Regions from separate parts of the Homo sapiens genome. Here region 1 is linked to region 2. The links are chromatin contacts, found by POLR2A ChIA-PET in ENCODE. All regions are on one chromosome and are shown on one strand. Each heading gives the region's core, a stretch centred on a gene start or an enhancer-like site at or near the end of the contact. The rest is flanking DNA. Distances are from core to core; before and after follow the strand shown. Region 1 overlaps LOC124904488 (a long non-coding RNA gene). Region 2 holds the start of BMNCR (bone marrow associated non-coding RNA).

Region 1 (5,161 bases), core at 263-2,762, 120 kb before region 2:
ATATTCAATTTTTCTTCCAGCATTTAGTCACTGCCTTCCCATCTGTTTGGGTATTGGGGTGGGGGTGGGGTGGGGGGGTGAGCAGCCAGTTTCTCTGCCATCCAGTGTTGGAACAGAATGGCACATGCTTCATTTGCAACAACATGGATTTAGGCTAGACTTTTTTTTTTTTTTTTTTTTAATAGGGTCTCCCTTGTCACCCAGGCTGGAGTGCCATGGCATGATCTCAGCTCACGGCAGCCACGACCTCCCGGGTTCAAGAAATCCTCCTGCCTCAGCCCCCACAAGTAGCTGGGATTACAGGCATGCACCACCATGCCTGGCTAATTTTTGTATTTTTTGTAGGGCTTTCGCCACATTATCCAGGCTGGTCTCCAGTTCCTGGGCTCAAGTGATCCGCCCGCCTCGGCCTCCCAAAGTGCTGGGGTTACAGGTCTGGCCACTGCGCGCAGCCTAGACTAGACTTTAGATAGCTTAGATTAGCTAGAAGGCCTGAGGAATGAAAAAGAAAAGAACTGTGAACTTTTGAAGTTTCCTGGCTAAGTTTTTTTGGTCTTTTATTTTCCAAAGTATTTTAGAGTAAGTTACAGGTATGATTTTTCATTCCTAGATACTTCAGTTTGTATCTTTGAAAAATTAGGGGTTTTTTTTTAGGCTAGTTAAGTAAAGTTAGGGCATTTTGTGTGTGTGTGTGTGTGGTGTATGTGTGTGTAGTGTATGTGGTATGGAGTGTATGTGAATGTACGTAAGAGGGTGTGTGTGTGGGAGTGTGTGTGCCGTGCGTGTGCTGTATAAGCTAATGTGAGTGTGTGGTGTGTGAGCTAATGTAGTGTGTGGTGTGTGAGCTTATGTGAGTGTGTGTGGTGTGTGAGCTAATGTGAGTGTGTGTGGTGTGTGAGCTAATGTAGTGTGTGGTGTGTGAGCTTATGTGAGTGTGTGTGCTGTGTAAGCTAATGTGAGTGTATGTGGTGTGTGAGCTAATGTGAGTGTGTGTGGTGTGTGAGCTAATGTGAGTGTGTCTAGGTGGGTATGTGAGTGTAGGAGTGGTGTGTGAGTGTGTGAGTGTGTGGTGTGTGAGCTTATGTGAGTGTGTGTAGGTGTGGTATGTGAGTGTAGGAGTGGTGTGTGAGAGTGTGTGGGGGGGGAGTTTGGTGTGTGAGTTTATGTGAGTGTGTCTAGGTGGGTATGTGAGTGTAGGAGTGGTGTGCAAGTGTGTGTGAGAGTGTGTGTGTTGTGTGAGCTTATGTGAGTGTCTGTAGGTGTGGTATGTGAGTGGAGGAGTGGTGTGTGAGTGTGTGTGTGTGTGTGTGTGTGTGAGAGAGAGAGAGTGCACGTTTGTGTCAAGTGCACACAGCTCTTTGAGGGGGGGTTTGGCTGCTGCTCTTCTCAGAGGCAGGGGAGTGGGCCAAGGAAGGCCTGGTTCATCCCTCCCAGCTCAGCGAAGCCCTCAGGGAGGGGAGGTGCCCCACACTGGGGCAGGGAGCAGCTGGGGAAAGTTGACTCAAGACAAAGTTCCCGGCTTCTCTTCCCTGGCGCTGCCTTTCCCTCAGGCCCTTTAGTATCCTTTGCCAGGGACTCCATAATCTCTTACTGGGAAACCGGGACAGAATCGAGTGCTGAGTGTGGTACCCAAACTGCAAATCAATGAAGTCTGAATTAAATATTGATTTCCTCCCTTTTCTTTCAGGGAAGTTTCTTGAGAGGAATTGGCTTGCTGGTTTTGTTTTTTGCTTTTTTAATTTTTCATCCTGATCCTTAAACACTACTTATGAAAGACTAATCGTGCAAGGTATAGCCTAGTCCTCTCTTACCCGCCTCCCTCTTTGACTCTGGTAGCTTTCCTCTCCAAAGATGAAATGTCAGCCATTGGGGGAAGTGGCTCATAAGAACATGACTGTCTGCCATCAGCCCACAAGGCCGTGGCTGGGCAAAGGGCAGTCCCACCCCCAGATGCCCCTTGGCTTGGACATTTAGCTCCAGATGGGAGGTCAAGACTTCATCCCAGGCCAAGTAAGCGATGCCAACTAAAGGCTCCCATCTTTAGCATGTCCTGCAAGCTTGCCAGGACTGGGGTAAGGTACTTAGGATGTCCTGGGCCGTAAAAAGACACTGGTGCTTTCCTCACTGCCCCCACATCCCCATAACATAAAGTTAAACCAGAGATAAATTAGAGTAAGGAACACCAAGAATTCTGTTTCTTCCCATAATGATGACCAGGATATCAAACAGTAAGTCACTGACAGGTTTTGGTTTGTTTGTTTGCTTTAGGGACAGGGTCTCACTTTGTCGCCCAGGCTGGAGTACAAGTGATATGACCTTGGCTCACTGCAGCCTCCACCTCCTCGGTTCAAGTGATCCTCCCACCTCAGCCTCCCAGAGTGCTGGAATTACAAGTGTGGGCCAGTGTACCTGGCCTGTGTGGGCCCATTTCTGAGGGAAGTTAGAATCTCACGCCCTGGGCCTGGTGGTCTGTGGTCTAGAAGGCTTCCCCAGCCTCCCTGGAGAACCTGCCAGTGGCAGGTTCTAGGCAGCATTTGAACCCCTCACCCCCATCCCCAAGCCCCATTCTCTTTCCTCTTGTGTGCCAGCAGCTTCCTGGGCCTCCTGCACTTTCAGCCAGCAACTGGCTATGACAGCAGAAAAAGAAAACAGCCAGGTCTCTATTCCCAGAGGACCAGTCTGTAGGGGAGGCTGTTCCGGGATGAGCTTGTTAGCAGAGAAATTTAATTTACTGCCCTCCCACCAGGCTGAAGGTTCTGTGCCTCCATAGAGTCTCCCTCCTGAGCACCCCAGGTTCTTTATGAGAAGTCCTATTGGTCTCAAGGTGAAGGTGTGGAGAATGGAAAATCTCAGGCTGGCTCAAGAGATTGCAGAGTTATCCCCAGGAGAAGATCCCAGGGCTCCAGCTTCGGTGCATCCTCCCACTCTGCCTTATTCGGCTTTGCTGGAAATTCCTCAGTCTCGGTCTCTGGAATGGGTCAAATCTGGGCTTGAATGACAGACAGCATTCATTCACAAACACCTGTTGAGGCCTATTGTGTGCCAGGAGTGCTAAGGTAAAGGAATACTGGGATAAAAACACAGCCTATAATCTGAAAGGCATCTCCCTGGGGAGACAGGCACATACGCAATGACACTATAGTGGGACAAGTGCTGCAATAGGTCTACCCACTAAAGCATGTAAGAGGGACACCTACGGCATGCATGTGGTGAGGCAGGGGTGCAGGGGGCAGGGCTGATTCTGAGCTGATCCTTATGAATGGGTTAGCCAAGTCCAAAAAAGGGTGGGGGATAGGGAAGGGTGTCTCCAGAAGAGGAAACAGCCTGGAGCAAACAGAGGGAGGCATTTAGGAGCCCCCGTGTTGTCTGCAATGGGGTGTCCAGTGCTGTGAGAGACGATAGGGTGTGCATACAGGCCTTGGCATCAAATTGCAGAGGCAGGCTGCCCAAGTGTGCTTTGGGTTCTGTGATGCTGGGAAGTCTATACAATGGGAACAAATAGGACCAGCTTCATGGGGATTTGGGGAGGTAATGAGCAAATGAGATGATCTTTATGAAGTACTTAGCACAGTGTCTAGCTAGGGGTTAGCAGTCTATATATTGCTGTTAGCAGTTCATATCATTACTGATGAATTGTATGATCTTGCAAAAGTTATTTTATAGCTCCCATCCTCAGTTTTCTCATCTGTAAAATGGCGTATTTGTTTGTTTGTTTTTCACAATCTATTCAGTTGTGAACAGATCAAGGGACTGCCTTACTGACTTTAACTTCCCATCTCCTAAGGCAGTGCCCAGTATACAAAGATCAGTCTCTTTTCCTTCCCTTTCCTTTCATTCTTCCAGCCCACTTAGGGCCTAACTGCTCAAAAGAGTGGCTATTTGTTCTCCTTTCAGTTCCGGGGACATTTTGCTCTATACTCAACTTCCAAAAATAGATCTGACTCCAAGTTCCGCACTCTTTCCACTAAACTCCAGTTGCCACAACAAATTTTTAGTCTAACAATGATGTATCGATTTTTGCCTAAAAAATTAGCAATGCATTTTTTTACAAGCCAGTGGTGGTAAGTTTACAGAGAAACAGGCAAGTTTATACATTGCTAATATAATGCTTCAGGTGCAATACATAAACCACTAAAATCCTTTAGGATAGCTAACTGATAATATGCATCAAAAACCTAAACATGTTCAGGTTATTTTTTTCTCAGTAATTCTTGATTCTGACAATCCCAAGGGAATAATCCTAACCACACAAAGAAACTGGTTGCACAAATATATTTGTTGCCACATTACTGATAATAAGGAAAAATCAGAAACAATCTGTGTAATCAATCCTAAGAGAACAGTTAACTAAATCATGATAGAGCCACTTCCTCAAATTTATGAGGTACCCAGAGTAGTCAAATTCACAGAGGCAGGAGGTAGAATGGCGGTTGCTTGGGCCTAGGGGAGAAGAGCGCAGGAAGTTGTTTTTGTTTGTTTGTTTGTTTTTTGAGACGGAGTCTGTCTCTGTTGCCCAGGCTGGAGTGCAGTGGCGTGATCTCAACTCACTGCAACCCCCGCCTCCCAGGTTCAAGCGATTCTCCTGCCTCAGCCTCTTGAGTAGCTGGGACTACAGGCGCCCGCCATCACATTCGGCTAATTTGTTTGTATTTTTAGTAGAGACGGGGTTTCACTGTGTTAGCCAGGATGGTCTCGATCTCCTGACCTCGTGATCTGCCTACTTCGGCCTCCCAAAGTGCTGGGATTACAGGCGTGAGCCACCGCGCCCGGCCTTGCATGGCCATTTCTAATGAATACCTTAATATCGTCCTCATAAAACTCCTCCTCTGGAGACAAACGAACTCCTCCTCTGAAAGGCGGTGGCTGAGTAGACCAGCTCACTTAGTTTTAGGCTTTTTAGAGTAGATCAGACACATGGAAGGGCTAGGCAAGGATGTCACCAGAAAAAGCACTCTAGAGGGCCTCTGGGTTGGTGTCATGTTCCCACAGCCATGAGGACGGCCTGGTCCGTATTCAAGACCTAGACAAAGTGGAGAAGAAGGAACAAGAGGTGCTCTGCCACAGACCCAGGACGCTTCCACGCTTGCCAGTGCTTGTTAGAAACGCATTTTGAAACATTCTCAGACTCTGGGATGGGGGTTTACATACGAAGGGGAACAGG
Region 2 (5,487 bases), core at 1,936-4,435:
CTGCTCTTCTCTGTGTTCCAATAGCACATTTTACCTTCCCTATCATAGACTTCATCTTATTACATCATGATTCCATGTTTACTTATCTGCCACTCCATCTAGGATTTGAGCTCCTTGAGTTCCGTGGTCTTGTTTTATCATCTTTGTATCTCCCAAGAAGAATGCTTGGCATAGGGCAGGCTCTCAATGATGTTGACTTTATAAATCTGTTGTAAAAAGAGCCCCGGGAACCCTGAAAGTAGAGAGTAGGAAGTTGAGGGAGGGAGGCAATTTTAGATTTAGCTAACTGCCCTGAACATGGCATAGATGAATTCTTCCTGTCTAACCTATTTGGGGAAGTGGATCGAGAGTTCTGTGTCCAAGTGTATATTTGCATATTTACATTTAGCTAGAAAAATAAAAACTGCCCTTAGTACAGGAAGATGGGGAAGGCAGATAGCCTCTGCTCTAGGAGCTTAATCAGCAAGTCACCAGGGCTATTTTCAGAGCTTCCAGTGAGTTTTTGGCTATGCTAAGGGAGTTCACGAGCCACGTTTGGCAGCAGAGATTGGAGAAAGTTGTTCCACGTAAGAAATGAGAGGAATTCGGATTTTGCCCCTAAGAAGAAGACAACAATGAAGAGGGGGAAGGGGATTAGCTGAATAACATGCAAAGAGTCTGCACCCTGAGTTATGAAAATGATCAATGGATTTTTAAAAAGTCATACCAGAAATGTCTGTTGTTTAGTATTATTTAGTGTTTAGTGTTATTGCTATGATGTAAAGCTCTTCATTTCTTCAAAGCTTCCTAAGTTTTCCACATCACAGAAGCCTTGCAAGTATTTCTGCCATGTTCTCCACCTGGATGGTGGTGGTGTGGAACAGGGACAGTCACCAGGAATGGCCAGAGGACCCTGGATCGAACAATTCATCAGAAGCAGGAGCACCCTCCAGAAGTTTGTGGAAAACTTGAGATGGACATTAGACTTTGCAAACTCCAAAGGGTGATGCTGGTTCAAGGCACATTTGCCCTGACCTGAAGGGTCAATGTGACCACTTCTAGTCTTTATGAGCAGGGCTGTGTGTGTTTCAGTGGCAGTGTGTCTCTAAGAAGTGTGGGCTTTCATTGTCTGTATAATTAAACCCTGTGCTTGCAATTATCCTTGAAGGTATATGTGTTTATGTGCTGCTTTTGGAATGATATATTGATATGACTGCATGTTGAGTCCCTGTGGGAGAGGCTGCTAAATGGTCATGTGACCATACTTTTCTTCCTCACCTAGGAACACCAAGCCCCTTCGCACTCCATGAGAAGTAGAGGCCTTCCCGGGATCAAAACAGCACTCCCTCTCTGAGCCTCCCCAAGTAACATACACTACCTGCCCCATTTTCTCCTTCTCCTGCCCCTGCCTGTTTCCTTGTCTTCTTCCTCCAGCCCCAAGAATAGCTGAGGCTCTTAACTAAGAACAAGAAAACAAAAAATCGGGTCACCAGATGTGCTTCATTCCACCTCTCCCTCTCTAGCTATCCTCCCCACAAGCCAACGCATTCTGAGCATATATACAGCAAGCACCTGGCATCCCCCCAAACCCAGCTGTGCCTCTGCCTGGCAACAGACCCAACTCAGGTGGAAATTTGGGGTACCCCACAAGCATACCATATGGTTCATCCTGTCTCTAGCACTATGGTGCAGCTCTTTTGTTCTGCCTAGACAGCCTAAGCAGACCCCAGAATGATTTTTCCCATCCTGAATGAAAGGTGATATGTTGATGTCATCTGTACTGCCGGTCGCCTTCTCCCTGTGTAGACACTGCCTGTCTCAGTGTAGGAGGACAATGAGGTCTCCAGGAACAAGGTCCCCGTCCAGAGGCAGGAAGACAGAGAGACCAGCAGTCCTGCCTCAGCTCATGGGCAGGGTTCACTTGAGCTGGTCCCCACCTGGAGCCCAAAATGAGTGTCTTGTGCTTTGGAGTGAACAGACATCTGGGATTCTCATTGGGGACTGTTTACTGGTTGATTTGCATGGCACATTAACAGCCCACAGCAGCCCACTTTCTGCCAGGGACTTTCAGGAACCATTTCTCCAAGCCAGCGTGGCCCTGCGCGGGCATGAGCCCTCCCCATCCCTTCTTCCCTCCCCACATCAGCCACGTGGATGTGACTCACACAGGCTCTCTGAGCCCCTGCCAGCAGCAGCCAGAGGACTGCCTGGATAAAGTTGGGATGGGCTACTTCAGGAGCAGGGAACAGTCCAGAGTCCCTGTTAGAATTCCGTGGGCCTCCGTGCCCTCCTCCTACTACTACTCCCAGTGTCGCCTGCAGCCCAAACCTCATGCAGCAGCGTCTCCCTGATGCTTGGGCGAAAGTTCATCCTTTCCTATCTGCTTCTCTCCTTTCTCCCGTAGCACATACCACAATCAGGGACAACTATGTGAGTTCTCTTGGTTTTTCCCTGTGATATTATATAAATAACCCACACTTAAAGCAGAATATTCATATATATTATTTTGTTTTATCCTCATGATCACTCTATGAGATAATTGTTATATTTCCCATTTCAAAGAAGAAGAAATTGAAGATTGAAAGATTAAGTGAGGCAAAGCATAGAGGATGTTTAGGTAGTTAAACTACTCCGCATGATCCTATAAAGGTGGATACAATTCATTATACATTTGTCCAAACTCATAGAATGTACAACACCAAGAGTGAACCTTAATGTGAACTCTGGACTTTGGGTGATAATGATGTTAAAATGTAGGTTCATCGGGTTTAGCAAATGACTGTTCCTGTGGGGGATGTTGATAGTTGGGGAGGCTGTGTGTGTGAGGGGCAGGGGATACATGGGGAACTCTGTACTTTCTACTCAATTTTGATGTAAACATAAAACTGCTCTAAAAAAAAAAAAGTCTATTTAAAAAATGCCACTCTAGGCAATACAGAGAGACCCTGTCTCTTAAAAAAAAAAAAAAAAAAAATTAGCCGGGCATGGTCATGCACTTCCATGGTCCCAGCTACTTGGGAGGCTGAGGTGGGAGGATTGCTTGAGCCCAGGAGGTTGAGGCTGCAGTGAACTATGATCACACCACTGCACTCCAGCCTGAGCAACAGAGTGAGACCCTGTCTCAAAAAATAATAATAGTAATAATAAGAAATACATAAATAAATACTTATTTTTAAAAATTTTAAGTTTTAAGTTTTTTAAAAAGTTTTCCTTGATTCCCAGAGTTTCCCTTGTTCTAAATGTACTGCATGAGCTTCTGAATGTACTTGGAGATTTACCAGTACCTCTCCTTGCCAGTTGTAGCTCCTCACCCCAGCCTGTCATCTGTCTGCCCCACCCTCCTCAACCTCTGGACTATAAGAACTCTGAGCCTTGACTTAGTTGTCTCTGTATTCTTAGCTTGCGGCAGTGTCTGACACATAGTAGATGCTGAATAAATGTCTGCTGGGAGAATGCATGAATGAATGAATGCATGGAGGAAGAGGAAGGAGAGGAAGAGAGAGAAGAAGATAGTGGGAAGGAAGAGAGGAAGAGGAAATAAAAAACAGGAAAAGGAGATGGAAGAAGAAGGAGAGTGCAGTATAGGGTCGGAAAGAAAAAAGGCATCCCTTGATTTGATCTTATCCCCTTTGTCTTCCTGGGGACTGGAAGGCCCTTCTCAGTTCCTTTCTTTTCCCTCTCCTCCCAACAGGATAAGGACTTTGGCCACAGCCCTGCCTATCCCCCAGGTATCCCCATAAAGTCTTTAACCCTTAGATATAGAACTGCTCTGTCCCTTTTCTACAAAACAAATGTGTTATTTGGGCAGAAGAGGAAAGGAGAAAATTTGAAGTGGAAAAATCTTTGGTTTGGAAATTCAGCTGACTGCCCTCATTTGGAATAAAATGTCCTTCAGTCCCTGGCTGTGTGGCAGGCAGGCCCGGCCAACAGCAACACCGGATGCCGGGAGACTGGGAGGAGGCCTGGGGATTTTCAGAGGAGCCGCCAGAGTGGTATGAACTTGGAATCCAGGAAGAGAGTGATGGGGCTCATCTCCAAGGGCTGAATCCCTATCCTCTTCCTCATCTCTGTCCAGACAGTGGTCAGTTGTCCCGATGTGTCAGGCAGAGTGCTGTCCTGGGGGCACAGACAGGACCAGGAGAAGCAAGTCCTGAGGGAGAACAGGGGCTGGGTCTGTCTCATGTCCTGAGCACCAACCTCAGCATCTGACACATGGAAGGTACCCAAGAAACATCAGCTGGGAAAAAAAAAGTAACCCTTGTCCCGAGGGGTTGACAGGAGACCCAGACTTTGCACTCAGGTTGGTCCCAGCCTAATAGTGGAGACAGAACAGATATAAAGAATGCAGCTCAAAATCGGAATACCAAGTACAAATACAAATAATATAAACCAAGGGCTGACCTATCAGAGTAGCACAGCAGACTGGCTTGGGGCCAGTGAGGTGAATTGAGAGAACCTCCCCAAACAGACCATCCTAAGTGGGCCTCTGAAGGAGCAGATGGGAATTATTTGGCTGAAGCCAGTAGGATGAGTATCAAAGTGGGGAGTTCAGACAACATAAGAACAAGAAGAGCAGGAGGCTGAGCGGGGATGGGGCAGGTCTCCAGGGCTGGAGCAAAGCACAGCTGACCCACCCTGACTGGTGTCTGCAGATGTTGTAGAAGCAGCGCTTAAGTTTACACTGGCTTGCTGGTAACCTGGGTAGCCGGGGGGAAATATCACAGTATAGTTCACAGGTTGTGTCATAATCTCCCAGATTCATCATTTTCAGCCTTGGTTGTGCTTATGGGGCTAAGGGGTGGAGGCCTAGATTTGTAACAACCCAGAGACCAAACCCATTTCCACAAGAAAGTGCACAGAGAAGACAAAGGGAAAAACGTGGTAACAGGGAAGATGTCAGAGAGATGGGAGGCTGTGCAGAGAGGGCAGCACAGGCTGCCAGTTGGCCTCTCTTGTTTTGTTTTGTTTTGCTTTGCAGGAGAGAGGGAGGTTGGAAGCGCCACTGAGAGGAGTCAGAGGAAAGTGTAAGGAGACTTGTAAAAAAAGGTATGCAGGGTGCTGTGTGCTGCCTGATCCACTGTATGTGAGTTCTGGGTTTCAGCAAAGGCCATACAGACATTAAGGCTTCTGGAGCTGGGCTAATGCTTCCTTGGACTGTGATCCCGCTGAAATCAACTTTGGAGGAAAGGAAATGAAAAGGCTCCAATTTGTATCTTCCTGGGAGTAAATGTTTCTTATCCAATATCAATTCTCTCCTTCCTTACTTAATAAAACCACAATTTGTTACCCAGACAAAAGATGACCTTTCCTTTGCTCCCTTGCAGCTAGGAGTAGCTTCCAGTAGCAGGAGCCCCTGGAAGGTTTAGGGGAAAGTCTGGATTTCCTGATATGTACCCAACCCTTGCTTTTTGTCATTTTCTTTTGTCTCCGTCCTGCCTGGAACATGTGATCAGGAGGTGGTCATGAGGATGAAAGTCATATGTGAAGGATGATGGAACAGAGGGACTA

The links. ChIA-PET counts read pairs that join two places held with the same protein, here RNA polymerase II (POLR2A).
Region 1: POLR2A ChIA-PET joins it to region 2 with 10 read pairs in A673. The contact joins the enhancer-like site here to the promoter of BMNCR in region 2. POLR2A ChIA-PET finds 5 or more read pairs at or near these places in 2 of 52 experiments (A549 and A673).

The regions. Positions count from the first base shown.
Region 1 is chr1:203,523,087-203,528,247 of GRCh38, reverse strand. All of the region lies in intron 2 of LOC124904488 (a long non-coding RNA gene), which reads right to left. Among named protein-coding and RNA genes, the nearest start is that of OPTC, 32 kb to the right of the region's middle. Within about 2 kb of position 1,512, at least 3 of the 41 ENCODE cell types and tissues checked have a DNase peak (open chromatin) inside an H3K27ac peak, as active enhancers do.
Region 2 is chr1:203,405,323-203,410,809 of GRCh38, reverse strand. BMNCR (bone marrow associated non-coding RNA) reads left to right here and starts at 3,185. Exons shown (of 3, transcript XR_001738390.3): 1 at 3,185-4,279; 2 at 4,958-5,025; 3 at 5,433-5,487. RefSeq lists a silencer at 443-643.